Regions from separate parts of the Homo sapiens genome. Here region 2 is linked to region 1. The links are chromatin loops, found by intact Hi-C in ENCODE. Cell type or tissue: IMR-90. All regions are shown on one strand. Each heading gives the region's core, and the rest is flanking DNA. Links, peaks and the distances in the headings are about the cores only. Region 1 overlaps SLC8A1-AS1 (SLC8A1 antisense RNA 1). Region 2 overlaps SLC8A1-AS1 (SLC8A1 antisense RNA 1).

What was found. A loop is a pair of places that touch in the nucleus more often than their neighbours do. Peaks named below come from ENCODE experiments on the same cell type or tissue, not always from the same donor. Only the 100,000 strongest peaks of a DNase experiment are listed, where the experiment ranks them.
Region 2: a loop joins it to region 1, with 2.0 times the contacts of the local background. A loop is called at or near these places in 3 of 110 quality-filtered maps.

The regions. Positions count from the first base shown.
Region 1 is chr2:39,927,365-39,937,065 of GRCh38, reverse strand. All of the region lies in intron 2 of SLC8A1-AS1 (SLC8A1 antisense RNA 1), which reads right to left. It also overlaps the pseudogene LOC100419512. Among named protein-coding and RNA genes, the nearest start is that of SLC8A1-AS1, 15 kb to the right of the region's middle. In IMR-90, for the core only: no CTCF peak of the experiment used is centred there; no DNase peak of the experiment used is centred there; H3K27ac peaks cover 1,678 bases.
Region 2 is chr2:39,989,014-39,998,714 of GRCh38, reverse strand. The region is part of intron 2 of SLC8A1-AS1 (SLC8A1 antisense RNA 1); the gene reads right to left. Among named protein-coding and RNA genes, the nearest start is that of SLC8A1-AS1, 76 kb to the right of the region's middle. In IMR-90, for the core only: no CTCF peak of the experiment used is centred there; DNase peaks (open chromatin) are centred at 1,754, 4,374, 7,204 and 8,194; H3K27ac peaks cover 1,050 bases.

The sequences.
Region 1 (9,701 bases), core at 1,042-9,041:
GTTTTAAGTTCTTTGAGAAATCTCCAAACTGCTTTCCACAGTGGCTGAATTAATTTACATTCTCATCAACAGTGCATAAGTGTTTCCTTTTCTCCACAATCTCACCAGCTTCAGTTTGACTTTTTAATAATAGCCATTATGACTGGTGTGAGATGGTTTGACTGGCATTTCTAATGAGTAGTGATGTTGGGCTTTTTTATATTTGAGTAAAAACATGCAGGCACAACAGAATGCATGGTTCATGATGCCACACATAAAGTGCAGAAGCAAACAAATCTAACCTATGGTTTTAAAAGTCAGGGGAGTTGTTATTTTGGGGAGTAGGGTAATGGCTGAGAGGGCCAAGAAGACTTGTATGTCTTCTTTTGAGAATTGTTCATGTTTTTTGCTCATTTTATAATGGGGTTATTTGATTTTTTCATATCCAATTGCTTAAGATCCTGATAAATTCTGTATGTTAGACCTTTGTAACATGAATAATTTGCAAATATTTTCTCCCATTCTGTAGGTTGTCTTTATTCTGTTCATAATTTCTTTTGCTGTGTAGAAGCTCTTTAGTTAATTAGGTCCCACTTGTCAATTTTTTTGTTGCAACTGCTTTTGAGGACTTAGCCATAAATTCTGTCCCAAGGCCAATGTCCAGAATGTTGTTTCCTAGGTTTTCTTCTAGGATTTGTACTTTGAGGTCTTACATTTAAATCTTTAATCTATCTTAATTTTTATATATGGTGAAAGGTCAGGGTAAAGTTTGATTCTTCTGCATACAGCTAACCAGCTATCCCAGCACTATTTATTGAATAGGGAGTTATTTTCCTGTTGCTTATTTTTGTCAACATTGTCAAAGATCAGATGGCTGTAGGAATGTAGCTTTATTTCTGAGTTCTCTATTCTGTTCCATTTGTCTATGTGTCTGTTTTTTTTACCAGTACCATGCTGTTTTGGTTACTGTAGCCTTGTATAATTTGAAGTCAGGTAATGTGATGCCTCCAGCTTTGTTCTTTTTGCTTAAGGTTGCTTTGGCTATTCCGGCTTTTTGGTTCCATATGAATTTTAGAATATGTTTTTCTAATTTTGTGAAAAATGATGTTGGTAGCTTCATAGGAGTAGCACTGAATCTGTAGATTGCTTTGGGCAGTATGGCCATTTTAATGATACCAATTCTTCCAATCCATAAGCACGAAGTATTTTTCTGTTTGCATCATCCATTATTTTTTTTTTTTAGCAGTGTTTTGCAGTTCTCCTTGTAGTGATCTTTCACCTTGGTTAGATGTAGTCCTAGGATTTTTGTTTGTTTCTTCTTGGTGGCTATTGCAAATGAGATTGTGTTCTTGATTTGGCTCTCAGCTTGAATGTTAATTGGTATATAGAAATACTACTAATTTTTGTACATTGATTTTTGTATCCTCAAACTTCACTGAAGTCATTTATCAGTTGCAGGAGCCTTTTGGAAGAGTGTTTAGAAAAAAATTATTGAAGTATAATAAAGTATACACATCACAAATAGCTCAAAAACTATTGAGTGAACACACCTGTATAATTCCCATTTAGAAAGGAAGAGAGAACATGAGATCTTAGCACTCTATTCATGCCATCTCCTAGTTATTAAAATTTCTAAGATAAATACTTGCCCCTCACAGCCATTACTCTCCTCCCCAAAATAACCATTCCAGTGACTTTTAACACCATCATTACGTTTGCTTGCTTTTGTACTTTATATATGGAATAATGAAGCATGTACTCTCCTGTGCATGGAGGCTTTTACTTAACATGTTTGCAAGATTCATCCATGTTGTGTGTAGCTGTAGTCTATTCTCTTATTAGCATATAGTATTTCATTGTATGACTATGCTGCTCTTTACCTACTTGTGTTTCTTTCCAGTTTTGTTCTATTTATTTCCAGTTGTGTTCTATTACAAATAGTATTACTAAAAATACCCTTATGTCTTTTGGTGAACATAAGGTACTCATTTCCTGTTGGGTATATAACTAAGAGTAGACTAACTGGGTGAGAGGGTATGCACACCTTAACCTTTAGCAAGTGTAGCAGCTTTCCAAAGGCGGTGTACTAAGTTACACTTCCACCAACAGTGTATGACAGTTCCAGTTACCCTGTATCTTTGCAGACATCTGGTATTGTCTTTTTTCATTTTAGCCATTCTGGTTATTGTGATTTAATATAATTTCCATGATAACTAATGAGTTCAAGTACCTTTTAAAAAATGTATTAGTTATTTAGATATTCATTTTTATCAGTGCCTGATCAAGTCTTAGTTGCCCATTTTTCTATTCACATGTTTTTTTCTTTTGACTTGTGGGAGCTTTCTATGTGTTGTGAATACTAGTACCTGCAGGTAGTGCAAATTTTTTCTATGGTTGGCCTTATTAGTCGATTAATGGCATCTGTTGATAAAGAAATTTTTAACTTTATAACCGAGTCCATGAATCAAATTTTTTCTTTATGGCTAGGTTTGTGTTCTGCAAGAAGCATAGCAATTGACAGGCTGCTTCTGGTATAAAATTGCCCCTACTTTAGCATCTGTTGATATGAAAGTCACTCAGAATAGTCAGTACTTTTACCATCTGTATGACTTTAATTTATTAGATTTTCCCTGAACATTTTGACTGTTCTCAAAACCCAGCCTGGAAATTGCCTTGACCTTCCATTTATCCATATACTACTGATCTACTATTTATCTTTATGTCTTCCCTTAAATATATTATAAGACTTATTGGCATGAGCTTAAGAAATTCTGTCCTGAAAGATCCCCAATGCAACAAGGATCTCTTGGAGAAAAAAAACTCTTCATAATTACATAGCAATCAATTTGCTAGATGAAAACAAAGTAAGTATTCTGATTAATTGCATTGCCTTATAAAGGAAAAATGATTAGTCTTAGACTGTTAGGGTTGTTAAACCCCAGAGACTAATTAGAGCAATCTGAAGCCTCACAACAAAGAATGCACTATTATTATACTTTTACAGATAGAAGTCAAAGCACAACTGTAAGAAATAAGATATGTGAAAGTCCATAAAGCAGTGCCTGTCACATAATAAACAGTCAATAAATCTTAGCTATTGTTGTTATTACAAGTTCTTTATATTGCAGTTGTGCAAACTGAAATCCAGAGAAATAAAATACCTTGTCTCCACTCACATGGATTTCTGGTTGCAGAATTAAAACTAAACCCTCCATAGTCATATTCTCATCCAAGGGATCCTTTCTACTAAACTACAGTCTCTCAGAATTCCTCATCTATAACAATTCTAGAAGGTATTTACAGGAAACATCAATTCATAAATTTAATAACCAATAGAACTCAAGACGTATTTTCATCACTTTATAAATACTATGCTTCTAATGATTTGATCTTTGTTATTGAAACATTCTTCCTGTTTTTAATTAAGAAAATCTTTCAGTAAGTATGAATGTATCTTCTCCACCTAAATAGGTGTTGTATTTCTGTTCATTTTTGTTGGATAATAAACGGTCTTAAAATTTACTTAAAATAATCACTTATTTTTCTCATGAATCTACAGTCACCAATTTAGGCTGTGTTTACATGAGTGGCTCTTCTGATCTCAGCTGGGCTCACTCACATATTTGTGAGCTTGGATATTTTAATTGAAAAATCATATCAGCTATGTAACTCTGCTTCTGGGAGTTGAATGGATAACAGCTGGGTGATAGAATACTTGGGCCATGCATCTCCCACCATCCCCTAGGCAGTCCAGATTTATTTATACAGTACGATCATGAGGTTCCAAGAAAGCAAACAGAGCCTAGCTCAGACACAGTAAAACATTTTTTTGTTGTTGTTTGCTGTATTCCACAGGTCAAAGCAAGTCACAGGTCTAGCCTCACGTATTGAGGAAATAGACTTCACCCCTTGATGGAGGATACTGCAAAATCACACTACAAAAATGTTGGATATAGGGAAGAAAAAAATAATTGTGGCCATTTTTCAAATATACTGCAATGAGTATGCATAAGAGCCAGGTAAACATGTTAACTTTATCCTTACTTGGATTGGAGTCTTAGTAAAAGAAAGCTTTTCCTGTACTCAAAAATGAGGGTTTATATTTTTCTCCCATCAGATGAGCAAATATTTTAAAGTTATAATAGACAGGGTTCAAAATGGAAAAAAATAAGCAGTCTCACATGCTGATATGCATATGCATCAGGAATTCATGTTGAAGTTATTACAAACAAATAATCATGTATTTCACAAAGATGGAGCTCTATGGCTATTTCATAAAGCATCATTTTTAACAGTGAAAAACTGGGAAAATCAGTGTCCAAAAATAACTGGTTAAATACATTATGTTATCACATAATGGAATACTACATATTGAAATGAAGATGTAGAAGAATATTAAATGGTGTACGAAGGTAGTCATGACATATTAAGGTTAAAAAAAGATTACATACTATGTTATTTATTTGCATGTTTTGGTATAACTATTTTCTAAAGATATCACAATTAGTCATTTTGTTTTTTAATTAGAGGGATCAACATTATTTGACGATAAATTTGTCATTCCTTTTACATGCTGCAAGTGTAACAAAAAGCCCCATCCCAGGTGTATCTTCAATTATACAGTGTTATCACAGAAGAATTTACGAATCACTACCGACTATATGGCATTGTTTAAATTTGAAACTCTGGTGACTCATGACTAGGTATGCCAGTCATTTGCTGTTTTAATACTTCAATAATTAGTAAAAGCAGTAGAGTTTGTTTGGAATAGAAACTAGGAATTTTTGTTGATAGGTCCAGCTTTGCCATGTTTTAGTTGAATGGCTCAGAGATAATTACCATTTCTTTTTCATTTCATTTTCCTACCTGTCAAGTGAGGATATGTCTGAATTCAAACTCCTTGAGAGAAAAACCTACCGTGTATAATTCAACTTTGTGTCCTCAACTTCCTTACCTCCTCAATAGCTTACCTGTCTACTTCATAGAAGTACATCAGAGAATATTGACAAGCATACCATCACTCTGCAAGCAAGGTTTCCATAGGGAGGGAACATGAATCAGATACTTCTTACATGCCAAGTCAGATTCTCTTATATTCACCCATCCCCAGGGCTTTTACCATCAGTGGCTACCAACTCTGTGGGAAGTCTGACCAACTTCATATGAGCACAACCCAATAGGATCTCACCATACACCCATATCACAACTCTGATGTATAGCCTCTCTTCCCCAGAAGCAAAGGAGTCTTTGTGAATTTCCCAAAAACCTTGCCCAATGCCCATGATTAAGGCAAGGAGTAGCCCTACAGTGAACAATGGGCAGATTTTCCCATAATCCTTTTCTTCATAAATCTTTCTGTTCTGATGGTGCTGACCCCATCACTCCAAGGATGAGCATGAGATCAGGCCTGCCCCATCAGAGGCTCCGTTCATCCTATTGCTATGGTTTGAATGTTTCCCTTCCAAATTTATGGTGAAACAATCCCCACTGTGATGTTATTAGGCAGTGGTGCCTTTAGCAGGTGATTAGACCACAAGGGCTCCCCCTCATGTATGAATTAGTGCCTTATAGAAGGGCTTAAGGGAATTAGCTTAGGCCCCTTTTTGTCCTCTGCCATATGAGAATGCCACCATGAGAAGATGCTGCCACTGATAAAGCAGGCCTCACCGGACACCAAATCTGCTGGTGCTTGATCTTGGACTTCTCAGCCTCCAGAACTGTAAGAATACATTTGTGTTGCTATAAATTACCCAATCTGTGGTATTTTGTTAGAGAGGCACAAGTGAACTAAGAAACCTACATACCATGATTGCTTCAGGGATTGGTCTCTGATTGGAGCCAAGCCAATCTTGGAATCTTTATACCAGTGCTTTAAGAAAAAAATGCTTTCTTTCTGCTGGGGCACTGAAGCTGGAAAAATGTCAGTCTTGAGCCTCTTAGTGTCCAATAACTAAGCCAACAGAACAAAAGTAGAGCTTAGAGGTGAAAACAGATTTTCACCTCTACCATGCAACTTAGTTGGGACTAGCAAGAGATAAGCATTCAACTTCTAGGAAGAGTCAGGGTTTTTTTGTTGTTTTTCTTTTATGACCACAGCATGAGATGATGTGTTGGCACCTTCATTAGTTGAGATTTGAGGGTAGTAAAAAGGCCATTCAAGCAAGCGTGAGCGTAACAGACTAATAGGTAGGGTTTGCTTCAGATACGACTGGCTCTGGGGGTCCAAATAATATAATCATAACTGTCTATTTTCAGCTGAGCACTGCTTTTTTTTCCTCCTTCTTCCTGCAGGCTTATTGGGCAGATTCTATGCGGAGAGCAGCCGTGGTCTTGACGCTGTGTGTGGTGGTTATACTGACTGTAGTCCCTGGCAGTTGCAGCAGGCATCAAGCAGAGAGAAATGTGATGAGGCAGCTCTGGAGAGGGGGAGCCACAGGTGCACCCCTGCATTGGGAAGATACCATCAACTGCAGCAAAGAGAATAGATGCACCACACACTCCTGGATTTGCTGGGGAATTTAAGAAAAATGCAGTCAGAAATCAAAGGTGGAGTTCTAGGGGTCCTCCTGGAAAGAAGCTAGGGAGAGAACTTCTTCTGATTGGCATTTTTTTCCTCTGTAGCTCTACTTTTGTCCTGCTAAAAGCAGGAATCAGATCAGATGTTAAGCTGATGACATTTGACAGTCACAACGCAATACTTACTACCACATAACATTCCCCTACTACACCATTTAAATTTCTCACTCTCACCCAGAATATTCACAGATGAGTCATGAGAAGTGATAAATAAAAAATACTATTTTTTAAGTCAAACGTAAGTATCAAACTGTAAAGACCCACCATGTATAAAATTTAGTTTTGCAATTAAAACTCCCAATGTTTATCTCATAACATCCATTATGTGCACAGATCTTGTTGTGATGCTCAGAAATTAAAGCATGTAAGATGTGTGGTTCAAGGAAATTACTTTTTAAAGAAAGAACACCCACTGAAATTTATTGATTCACGTTACTGAAAAAATCAGAAGTAGGAATAATTACCATGAAAAGGAGGTTAAAAATGCTGGGACCCCAAAAGAACTAAGATCTAGCCCAGGCTTCTCTTAGATGGTACAGATGGGAGAAAGTCCTAAAGATCTTCCCATACTGGCTACACTCAGGGTTTCTCTCCACTGTGGATCCTCTGATGCCGACATTATGTGGATTTAACAGCAAAATCTCTTCTATACTCATTACCTTCATCGGTCTTCTCCCCAGTATGGATTCTCTGATGTATAACCAATTTGGAACTACTGGGGAAGCCATTTCCACTCTTCTTGCAGAGTTAGGGTCTGTCCCTACTATGGATTCTCTGATGACTCATCAGATTGACTATTATTATCAGCTCACCCACACTCCTCACACTGATAAGATTTCTCTCCAATATGGACTGATGACAAATCAATGAAGAATTGCCATTAAATGATTTCCCACACTCCTTACATGGATAGTGTGGATTCTCTGTTGTCTGACACACTAAGAGAAAAAGCTGATGCACCTCCCATACTCCTCACATCTGAAGGGTTTCCTTGCATAGTGGCTTCTCTCATCTTTTTCCTTTAATTTTTTTCTCTGTGGAGATTTTCTGATGCTTCTCCATGTCATGTGTTTCTGGAAAGTCAGCTTCCTAAGAAACATTCTTTAACAGCCCACGTGGCATCACCATGTCTGTTTCTTCAGAAATTCCCTGTGTTGATGTGGACTCGTTGTCATTGTTGGTCTCAGCATCTTTACAGGCATCCCTGGTCCCCTCTGCAGGGGGATCATCCTGTGTGTCCAGGACCCAAGGCATATCCCCTCCTACCAGAAGTGAGACCCGCGCAAGTTTGCAAACTGGGTATCCTGGTGCCCGGCTTTCAGGGTTGACGGCCATCACCTGGGCTCCTTCCTTCTGTGCTTCTGGGGAAAAGCGGGGGCTCCAGTGGCAAGTGGCCAGAAAATAACTCTTTATTGTTGTATTTTGTATGAAGTACAGCCAAACATTTCTGGGTCAGTTGTACAGAGGGGAAAAAGAAAACAAATGGCTCCCTGTATCCTCGCCTGCTAGAGAACCAATACGGGGAAGGGATACTCACTGTTCCAGGGTCCCAAAGTCCTTGTCTGGAATTTACACTTTCTGATCCTGCCTCTAACATCCAAGGCTGAGATAACAATCAGCTGGTGGCTTCTAAAACAGCTGGAACCTCCATCTGGACACATACAGGGACTCAATGGTAGCTTCATTCTCCCCGTGATTAATCCACAGGATTCCAGGGTGGCTTCTTTTTCTTTTGGGGAACACATAACTTTCAACAAAGGGATTTTGAAGTTGACAAGCTTCCAAACTCTGTGATAAAGCAGTGAGTTTTGCAAACAATACGTTATGTTCCGTCACTAATTCCATCTGCTCTCTAGAGGATTTTAGTGTACTTTGACCTCGAAGGAGAAGAAGGGCTCCTGAGTTGTTACCCTTCTAGAAAAGGAAAACAAAAACCCCAGCAAGATAAATCAAGCTAATACTAACAGTTAATTGAAAGGAAATGGTATGCTTTCCTCTGATTAAAAAAGGGGGGGCATCAAAAGTCCAAATCAAAATCCTTGCAGTTTCCCAAACACACCCTCCTCTTCCAGCCTCTCACCACCCCACTCGCCATTGTCTCTGCTTGGAATGGTGCTATGCTGGCTGGGGTCATAAAATGATGAAAAAGAGAAAGTGGATCCCTGCCTGTCTGTAATCAGGAAAGCACAGGGTGTGCAGGAGTCTTGAGAAGTGCCCCCTCACCCAGACTCTGAGGATAAGAAAAGCTTCCTGCAGAAAATGCTATCTAAGCTGAAAACTAAAATCAATTTTGACGATGTAAAGGATAGTGTTCCAAGCAGAGGAATGGTGAGTGCTAAACCTAGAGACCGGAATGACTGCAAGTATTTCAGGAGAGGTCATTTATTTGGGCAGTGGGAGGTGAGTTGACCGTAGAGAATAAGAAGAGAGAAAATGAGAAATGGAGAAAGGAAATAGGGAATGAGACGAAATGAGAGAGGGGCAGCAGCCACATCATTAAAAGTCATGTTTAGGTGTCTGCAATTTATCTTAAGAAAATGAAGAGACATTAAAGAAACTTAAACTGGGGAAGGACTTGTACACCCATGTTTGAGAATCTTTGTAATCCCAGTGTCTAGCATAGTGTCAGGCTCTTAATAGCTGTTCAATAAATGCAATGGTGAGTGGTGTGGCAAGTGCAGAAGAAATGACAAACCAACATAACACAGTCTATGTAAAAGCCATCTTTTTAGTAAGAACTATTTATAAGCATAAATATTCATAAATGTGTACATAAATGTTTGTAAATGTACAGAATAGTAAGTTATGAGACCATAGTCACAAAACAAAAGGCATCACAATGGTTAGAATGCCAGCATCACATCCTCAATGCTGAAGACAATAAATTATTCATAAGTATATTCTTACTGCATAAGCCAGATAGTTTGTCTAATGTTAACACTAAGGAAAGAGATGGCTTTCTGAAGAAGAGAGAAGAAATCAAGAATGTTCTGGAACCTAGGGCAGGGAGAGATGGCAGCATACCATGAGGGTATGGATTTACTCTACCTATATTTAAATCCCAGATCCTAACAAGATTCCCAGATGTAGATTCTTGGCCAAAGCTTTTTCTGTACCCAAGTCTACTTTGTAAATCAGAATATCAC
Region 2 (9,701 bases), core at 907-8,906, 62 kb before region 1:
AAAAGTTTTGGAGGCACAAGCCTTGGTTCGGGGTAAGAAAACATGTTCTGAAGATGCGAGTGGCTTCTGTCAGCCAAAGGGTAACAGATGTAGAATTTATTCCTACATGCCAGCTTTCTAACTGTCTTCATCAATAATCCTACATATTCCTCAAATGCCCACACAGAGCAGAGTTCAGTGAGAAGACAATACATACCTTTTTTATACTCAATTAGATCTCAAAATATTAAAATTATATTAAATGGCAAATCTCTTTAAGTCTTGCTGAAAGATAAATGCTCACAAGAATAAAAAGATGAAAGCAAACCCAAAAAGTCTTTTGCTTTATCTTGAGCTGCTTGGTTACTCGCATTTTAAATCCTCATCACTGAGTATTTTAAGTATTATAGAATTGAGCAGCCTAAAATCTTTTATTGAATTATCACTCTTAAACAAAACACAAATCTTCAGGCACATTTTCCCATACTTAAGAAAACGCATTTGGCAACAAAAATTAAATGTAACAAATGTTTACAATGCCATGTAATTTAGCATTTGAGCCGGGAAGGAAGGGTGGCTCAAATGATCATATTTCTCCAAACCCATGGCTGCTCCTGTGCCCGGACAAGCTTAGAAATGCCCAAGGTGTCTGTATCCAGTTCTGACAAACCAGCCGGAAGAGCCCCAAGTACTACAAGTAAAGAATAGGGGGAAATAGACGCCACAGAGTTCAGGATATGTCTCTCTCCTACTCCATCCCCTCCCCTTCTTAATCCACAAACCGAAGATGAAAATGAGTAAGGAGAGTGAAGAGAATAAAAGGACAACCACAGTGAACCTAGGAAAAGACAGAAAGGCCACGTCCATTCAGTGATAGAAAAAGTTCTGCTGAAACACCTGAACACTCCACCCATTTCCAGGTGTCACTGAAATGACAGAGACTTTGCCTAGAGAGGGAAAGAAATTGTTCCCACATCTCTTTCACTGTGGAAAGATAAGTCACAATGTGTGATACTTGGTGTTACAGTTCAGGACTGCCAGGCCACTCTGGAATGAGGTCTAATGGTATCAGTCAAGCAGCTATTGAGTAAATATTCCTGATGTCTGCTTCCTTGCAAGACATTTTAAATAAAAATACAAATTATTTTCTTGTTGCAAACAAAGCATGGCAAATCAAACCACCCAAATGTTTTTTTCTATGCTAATATGGTCATAACCATGTTTTAGAAGAAAAACTAGCAAGTACCCATCATGATTGGGTTTCAACAATAAAAAGATTCAGAGATATATTTTGCTTTGCTTTTTATAACGCTCATTTAATGGTTCTTTGTCAACTTTTGAAGCTTGAATGAGACAGTAGTCCTTGGAGGGAAGATGTGCAGAGTATTTATTTGGCACCCATTGTATAAATAGTCCTATACAGTAATTCCCCCTTATCCTTGGACAGTACCTTCCAAAACCCTCAGTGGATGCCCAAAACCTTACATAGTACCAAACTGTATAGGTTCTATGCTTTTCCTGTACATACATACCTATGATAATAGTTTAATTTTAGGTACGGCATAAGAGATTAATAACAATAACCAATAACAAAATAAAACAATTATAACAATATGCCAGAATCACTCCTCTTGTACTTTGGAGCCATTAATAAAATAAGGATTACTTGAACACAAGCACTGCATTCTCCCAACAGTTGATCTTATCAAGATGGCTACTAAGTGACTAAGGGGGAGGTAGTATATAGAAGTAACTAGACAAAGGGATGATTCACATCCTGGGGGGAAGGGAGTGGAATTGTAAGACATTTCATCATGCTACTCAGACAGGTGCACAACTTACAACTTATGAATTGTTTCTTTCTGGAACTTTCCATTTAATATTTTCAGACTGTGGTTGACTGCAAGTAGCTAAAACCATGGAAAGGGTAAACCACTGTGCTAAGTGTTCGACCTCTGTTACATCATTTAATCTTCACAACTAGCCTCCAAATAAATGATTATTGTGACTCACCTTTTAGAGCTGAAGAAGCAGGGCTCAGAAGGACTGAATAATATGCCTAAAGACACAGAGCTAGTAAGTACCATCTGTGAGGTTTAAATGTTCTCTACTGCTTCTAAGTGTATCTTGGGAAAAACTGGTCTCCTGTGAGTGTCCTCCAGCAAACCTACCAGCTAGCAACTATCTGTCATGTCTATTATTAAAAATGAAATATATTTGCTAATTTTTGGCAGAATTTGATTGATTACTTATATATAACCAGATGGGAATCATTAAGACCAGGATAATTTTTCCATTAGTTCTGGTAAGACATTATTTGGAAGAAAGCAGGAGAGGAGCAAGTAGATCTGGAGTGGGAGGAGTGAAGAATCCAGTTACACCCATCCCCTTCATAAAATACATCATTTCAAGATTATTTTCAAAGCTGATTTTCTTGTCAGTGTGGATGAGGTTTAAAGTTTGGCTTAGACTGAGACTTGGAGGCAAGTAATTTAGAAAGTAGAGTTGAAAAGACTGTTGAGCTGAAAAAGCAATATAAATTATAGCTAGTACTTACAGTCCTACCTGGCTGCTTTTGACATATTTATAATTTTCCTCAGCTATTCTACAAGACAGTTATTACCCAGAACTTACAAATGAAGAAACTGAGGTTTATAAAGTTCAGATAACATTTCCAGGGTCACACATCCAGAGAGTAAGACAGTCATGCCAATCTGATATCTAAAGACTTTTTCCTTCAGATATATTAGAGGGTCTCTCACAACATCTTTGCTCAGTTCTGAAACAATGAACAACTTTAAGCCAATGGCCTCTCTTTTCCTCACTTTGTTCATTTATAAAATAAAGGTAGTGCACTAAGTAATTTTTCAGTTTCCTCTCTGCTTCAAATCTTCATGACACCATATGAATTCCGCAAAGACCACACTATCAAATATACCATGCAACAGTGGCTCCCTAAGATTTATAGAAGACTTTGAAATCCTAAACCACGAAACCCCATTTAAAATTCCTTTGATTAAACACTGTTAGCAATCACCCTTAATGGGCAATTACAAAAACTGAATCTGGAGGGCAACAAATTGTCATGGCCCTTTCTAAGTTTGGGTGTAGTAAACAAAAAAAAAAACAGATGTTCCTCAAAGAATCTAAGTACAGTCATGTAATCACAGAGTAATCTTTGAGGGTGGTACCTGCAGAGAACTATAGCTGTCACAGTTCTGATACTATCTTAGCTATGCTTTGGGTTAAGTTTTCCTTTCGATGATACTTCTTCCTTATGTAGACATGAGTATCTGAAAGCCGAAACAATACAGCTGGGATTCTCAACAAAATTCCAGGTTCCAATAATCTAGTCCATGATTATTTGGACTAGATACCATGTTAGTGGTTTTGGTTTTAAAAGAGGCAAAATAGTTTTGCTGTAAGCATGAAATATTTCTAGGAATATAAATAGTCAAACAGAAGTTTAAGTCAAACAGGTTTCAGTCCTACTCCACCACAAACAGGATATGTGACAGTGAGTTAGATAGAGAGCCTACTGACCCCACAGGAGCCTCAACTCTTCATTGGTAAAACGGGTATATATTTACCTTACAGGCTGTTGTGAGAAACAAGTGAGATAAAATATGGCTAAGCCACCATCATATCATACCTGGATTCCTAACTGGTGTCTCTGCTTCAACTCTAAGTCCTACAGACTTTTCTCAGCAGCCCAAGAGATGCTGATAGAAATCGTCATTTCACTTGCAAAGCCCTCCATGATCTGCAGACCCGCATTCTCTCTCTACTCTTTCTATCTCCTACTTCTCTAACGGGGTCTTTGGTCACTCTCCTTATCTTTCTTATTTTTCTATTTTTTAAAGATAAAAGTTATGTATTTATTGTGCACGACATTATATTTTTAAGTATATATACACTGTGGAATGGTTAAGTCTGGATAATTAATATATGCATTATCTCACAGTTATTTTTGTGGCGAGAGCACGTAACATCCACTCTGTTCGCGTTTTTCAAGAATACAGTCATGCGTTGCTTAATGATGGGAATACATTCTGAGAAATGCATCATTAGGTGATTTTTGTTCTTGTATAAACATTATAGAGTAGACATACATAGACCTGATGGTATAGCCTGCTACACACCTAGGCCATACAGTAGAGGCTATTGCTCCTAGGCTACCTCTACAGCATGTTACTCTACAGAATACTGCAGGCAACTGGAACACAATAGTAAGTATTTGTGAATCTAAGGATATCTAAACATAGAAAAGGTACAGTAAAAATAGGGTATAAAAGATAAAAAGTGGTACACCTATACATTGCACTTACAATGAATGGAGCTTGCTGGACTAAAAGTTGCTCTGGGTGAGTCAATGAGTGAGTAATGTATGAATGTGAAGGCCTGGCACATTCCCATTCAGTACTGTAGACCTTATAAACACTGTACACTTAGGCTACACTGGATTCATTTAAAACATTTCTTCAATAATACATTAACCATAGCTTACTCTAATTTCTTTATAAACTTTTTAAATTTTAAAAAAATGTTTTCAGTTTTCCATAACACAGTTCAAAACAAACACATTAGCTGTACAAAAATATTTTCTTTATATTCTTATTCTATAATAATTTTTTCTATGATTTTTTTTTTACTTTTTAAACTTTTTGTTAAAAACACACAAACATACACATTAGCCTAAGCCTACATGGGATCAGGATTATTATCATCACTGTCTTCTACCTCCAAATCTTGCCCTACTGGAAAAGGACGATAGGAATTTTTCAGCTCTATTATAATCTTATTGGATCATCATTCTATATTCAATCTATCATTGACTAAAATGTCATTATGCAGGACAGTACAATATATTGTCATTAGCTGTAGTCACCATGCTATAAAGTAGGTCTCTAATTTATTCCTCCTATCTAACTGTAATTTTATATCCTTTGACCAACATCTCCACATCCCTGTCTCCCCAACCACTCCAGCCTGTGGTGACCGCCATTCTATTTTCTACTTCTCTGTGATCAACTTTTTTAGATTCCACATTCGAATGACATCATATGGTATTTGTTCTTCCATGCCTGGCTTACTTAACATAATGTCTTACAGGTTCATCCATGTTGTCACAAATGACAGGACTTCCTTCTTTTTTATATGTATCTTGGCTATTGTGAATAGTGCTGCAATAAACATGGGAGGGCAGGATATCTCTTCAACATACTGATTTCATCTCTTTTGGATATATACCCAGTAGTAGGATTGCTGGATCCACTCTCCATCTTGAACATTTTCAGCCACACTGGCCTCCCCGCAGGCTCTTGAGCACACCAGGCATGCTCCTACCTTAACATCCTTGAACTTGCTCCTCTCTGCTTGGAATTCTCCTTTCCCTTAGTATTTATCTCCATATAACAGACTACATATTTTATTCATATGCTTCTTTATTAGCTATTTTACCCTCTAGAATCTAGACTTCAAAGACAAAGATCTTTGGGTTTTCTACTACTATATCTTCACATTTTAGAATAGGGCCTGGCATGTCAGTATTCAATAACTACTCTTTAATAAAGAAAAGGAAGCAAGGAAAGAAAGGTGTCTAATATCAAGAAGCTGGAAAAATACACACAAAAATATTATTCAGTAGTGAAACATGAATGTAACTATGTGAAAAACATATGCAATTCTTAGAAATATAATTTGAGTGACACAAGCAAGTTGCAGAAGACTATATACAGCATAATACCCAATTATAAGGAAAGCTAAATAGTATATTGTTAAGAATACTTTCATATGTGATAAAAATAAAATACTATTTTTTTTAAAAAGGGATTAATTTGGTTCCCAGGAAATCCTCGCCTCTAGCTCTCACATATGGCTTACCCCACAATATAATAGTGTATGTTATTTAAAGATGCATATATAAATATACAGTGGAGCTATGAAAATAATACAGGAATGTAGTGTACACTTGCTTCAGGATGGGATTATCTCAGGAAAAAAGATTAAAGTAGCATGTAAAGGGGTATCTCCAGCTGTATCTGTAATATTTTCTTCCTTCCTTCCTTTCCTCCCCTTTTTCTTCCTTTGCTCCTCTCACCCTTTTTTCCTTCCTTTCTTCCTTTCTCTCTCCCTCATTCCCTCTCTCTCTTCATCTTCCTTTCTCTGAGAGTGAGTAAAAAATCTGAAGCAAATATGGCAAATATTTGCTAACCTGTTTAATTTGGTGGAATTATATGATGTTAATATCATTTTTCTATATTCTTCAACAGGTTAAAAATTTTTGCAATGTTAAAGTAAAATTTATGTAATATGAAAAAAATCACATTAATAAACATGAACACAGAACAAATGGACTCTTTTCTAAAGAACATGTAATTTATCAAAATGAAATATACATAAACAAGACTAGACCAAAACTGTCTAAGAAATAAATCGATAATTTAAAGTTTACCTACTGGGGGAGTGAAAAAAGGCCCAGATGCCTTTACGAACAAGTTCTACCAAATATTTAAGGAACAGATAATCCTAATATTATGCAAAATATCACAGAGAATATATATTTAAAAGAAGGAAATGCTCCCCAATCATTTTAGGAGGCAAGTAAAGCCTGGATTTCAGTATCAGACAAGGACCATAAAAAGAAGTAAGGAATCCTAAGAAAATTAAATGAAGGTGTAAGTCTTGGAAAAGACGACTTCACTGAAATTTTAATTATAGGTTTTAGAAAATCCAAGTGATTTATATTCAAATTATTAAAACTAATGAGAAACACAGGAAATTTTCTGGACTTGAAGCTAGTTTGGCCACTTACTATTTATGAGTTAGGCTGAGTTCTTTCAAATGATTCTTATGAAGATTCAGTGACTTTAAATATGAACAGCCCTTAGACACATGTAGTAAGTGCTTTGTGTCAGATGTTATTCTGATAATTAAAAATTAGCAAATGGTATAGATAGGCAAGTCACTGAAGAAGAAATATCAATGTCTAATAAAACACGGAAAATTTTCACAACTTCACTGGCAACTAGGGAAATGCAAGTTAATGCAAAAAATCACAGGGAAAAGTTAAGTGTCTGACAATACCAAATGTTGAGAAATGTGTAAAAAAAGAATTATTAAAATTATACCTTCAGATAGCAGTATTTGTTAAAGCTGAATAGCACATAAACTACAATCCACAAGCCAGAAATTTCACAATCCAGAAATTCCACACATCGGTGAGTACTCTGAAGAAACTCAAGTCTTACACAAAACAATATGCATAAGAATGATCATTACAATTTTCTTTGTCAGAGCCAGTATTGGAGATGATTAACATTCCCCAGTGGAAGAATGTCTAGGTAATTTGTGGTATGTTCACATAACGGAAGACCATACAGCAAAAAAATAAATGAAGTTGTGTTTATCCATATGAATAAACATAAGGATGAGTGGAAAAAACAAGTTTCCAAAAGATATGTACAAGTTGCAAAAAGATATATATATATGTATATAATTTGAACTTTATTCTAAAGAATGCTAAATTATTTATGTTTAAAAACATGACACTATCTCTGGACTAAGGAATGAAAATGGGGAAGGAGAAAAGAGAAAGACTTCCATGTTTTTCTTCATATACTTCTGTATTATCTGAATCTTTTATTTGAGAATATATTACTTACGTAATAAAAGACATAAGCAAGATAAAATATAATGTGGCCAAGCCCAGAGGGACACTCACAGGCAAAATCCAAAGAGCATGGAATTTAGGCCTCAGCTATGTAGAAAAATCAGATTCATTCTTGAGAGAAATGTCTCCCCTTTTCAGTAGCAGTGAATTGTTTTCAGAGCACTGAGAGTGTGAAGTATATGAGGCCTTACTAGGTAAGGAGGTGGGTGTTGAATTATTACTAGTGTTATCCTGAAGCTATATTCTCTTCAGCAGCAGGAGACTGGGTCTTACAATGACCTAAGGATTATCTACCTCTTTATCCATGCAGGACAGTTGTTTCACAAGCCACAGGGTATTGATGAAATGGAACCCACTTGAGTCCTATAGATTAATGGCAAGACAATGCTGGGAGTGGGAGGGCTTTGAGATGCTGTTCTTATCTCCAAAGATGGGAAAGCACATTCTTATTAATTATAGTGAAATCAGAGTTCAGCAATAAAAGCAGCTGGCTTTAGAATGAGCTGTTCTCCAGGAGTCATTTATTTGATGCTACGTTACTGATAAACTGCACCAACTATGACTCTGTGTGATTAAACTTAGTTTGTTCATACACACATCACTGCCTCCTGGAACGGCTAAGGCCAGAGCCCTTAATCTTTGTCAGGGACTCCAAACTATTTGGGCAACTTCACAACAGGTCTCCAGTGGTAGCCACCAGAGCTTGAGATGTCAATTATGCTCATCAAGGTACCCGAAATGAAGGGGAAAAAGTGTGAGGTGGCATGAAGGAAGGAGAGCCTTTGCAGAAATAATCATGTTAGAGAATCTCATCAAACTCAGGAGGGTTGTCCTTCAATGTTTCCTGAAATTTGAATAACTGGAGTAACATATAATAACAATAACATCCACCATTTCTTGTGGACCAATCACGTGGGAGCAGAATGCTATCTGTATCCTGCTTCCTTCAACCCCTACAGTCCTATGCATGCAACTGTTTCACCAGGCCACACCCTCTGAAAGCTCAGCTTGCAGCAGGGCTCTTAAGTATTGGGAGGTTGATAATGGGATTTACTGGGGTAGAGCTCCAGTTCTGTTCTGTCACTTGCATATCCTTTAGTAAATCGTTTAATTTCTCTGGTCTCTAGATTCTTCTCCATATAATTGTGTACGTTAATCTGTAAGACTGCTACAAGGATAAAGTGAAATAATGAATACAGAAGGTTTTTAAAAATTATCTATTAATTGCTGTAGAGCCTAAATGAACTATAAGGGAGAGTACGATATTCCTCCAACATCCAGGAAACACATATCACACACACACACCCCACAACCATGCTTGTCCTCAATTTCATAGGCACAAAGTCATCTTTCCTTTTTATCAAAATAAGTACATTGTCAGTCTCTTTCCTCAAAGCAATATAGTTTTCCTTAAAGTCCAAGTATCTGGAGATACTGAAGTATTCACTTCATTGTTATTTATTTAGGTTATCATACCTAGAGAATTCACTAGCATTTGGAAGTCATTGTAGAGAGTTAAGAAATAGCCACAGCTCTCAGGGGAAAGACAGTGGAGTAAGGCTTCCCTCACCTGACAGAGTTGAGACAGCTTTAGCAAGTTGCTGGGAAGTGCAGCCAAGGCCCACATTCCAAAATAACCTGCACCAAATACCTTAGAAGACAAATCAAGAAACAGCAAAAAACAAGGCCAGTACTCAAATGCCTGCAATACAGCAACCATTCTTCTATATCACACTGCCCGTCTTATAACTCACTTCTAACACCCAACACCCTTCCCACCATACAAGCACCTACCAGATCTCTTCTTATAGGTGACTGATTTCTTCTGGTCCATTCTTAAAGACATGATCATTAGTTTCAGTAATAGTAACAACAGCAAATACTGTACTACCAAAAAAAAAAACTGTGTTTTTTATTGCTTTTAAATGTTAAAATAGAAAATAGTGTATCTTCCTGTAAAAAAAGTGTTATAAATAAGCCTTTGACCTCTAATCATTTTTTCTTAATTTTTGTGTACACACACCCATACATAAACAAGCCCATACAACTG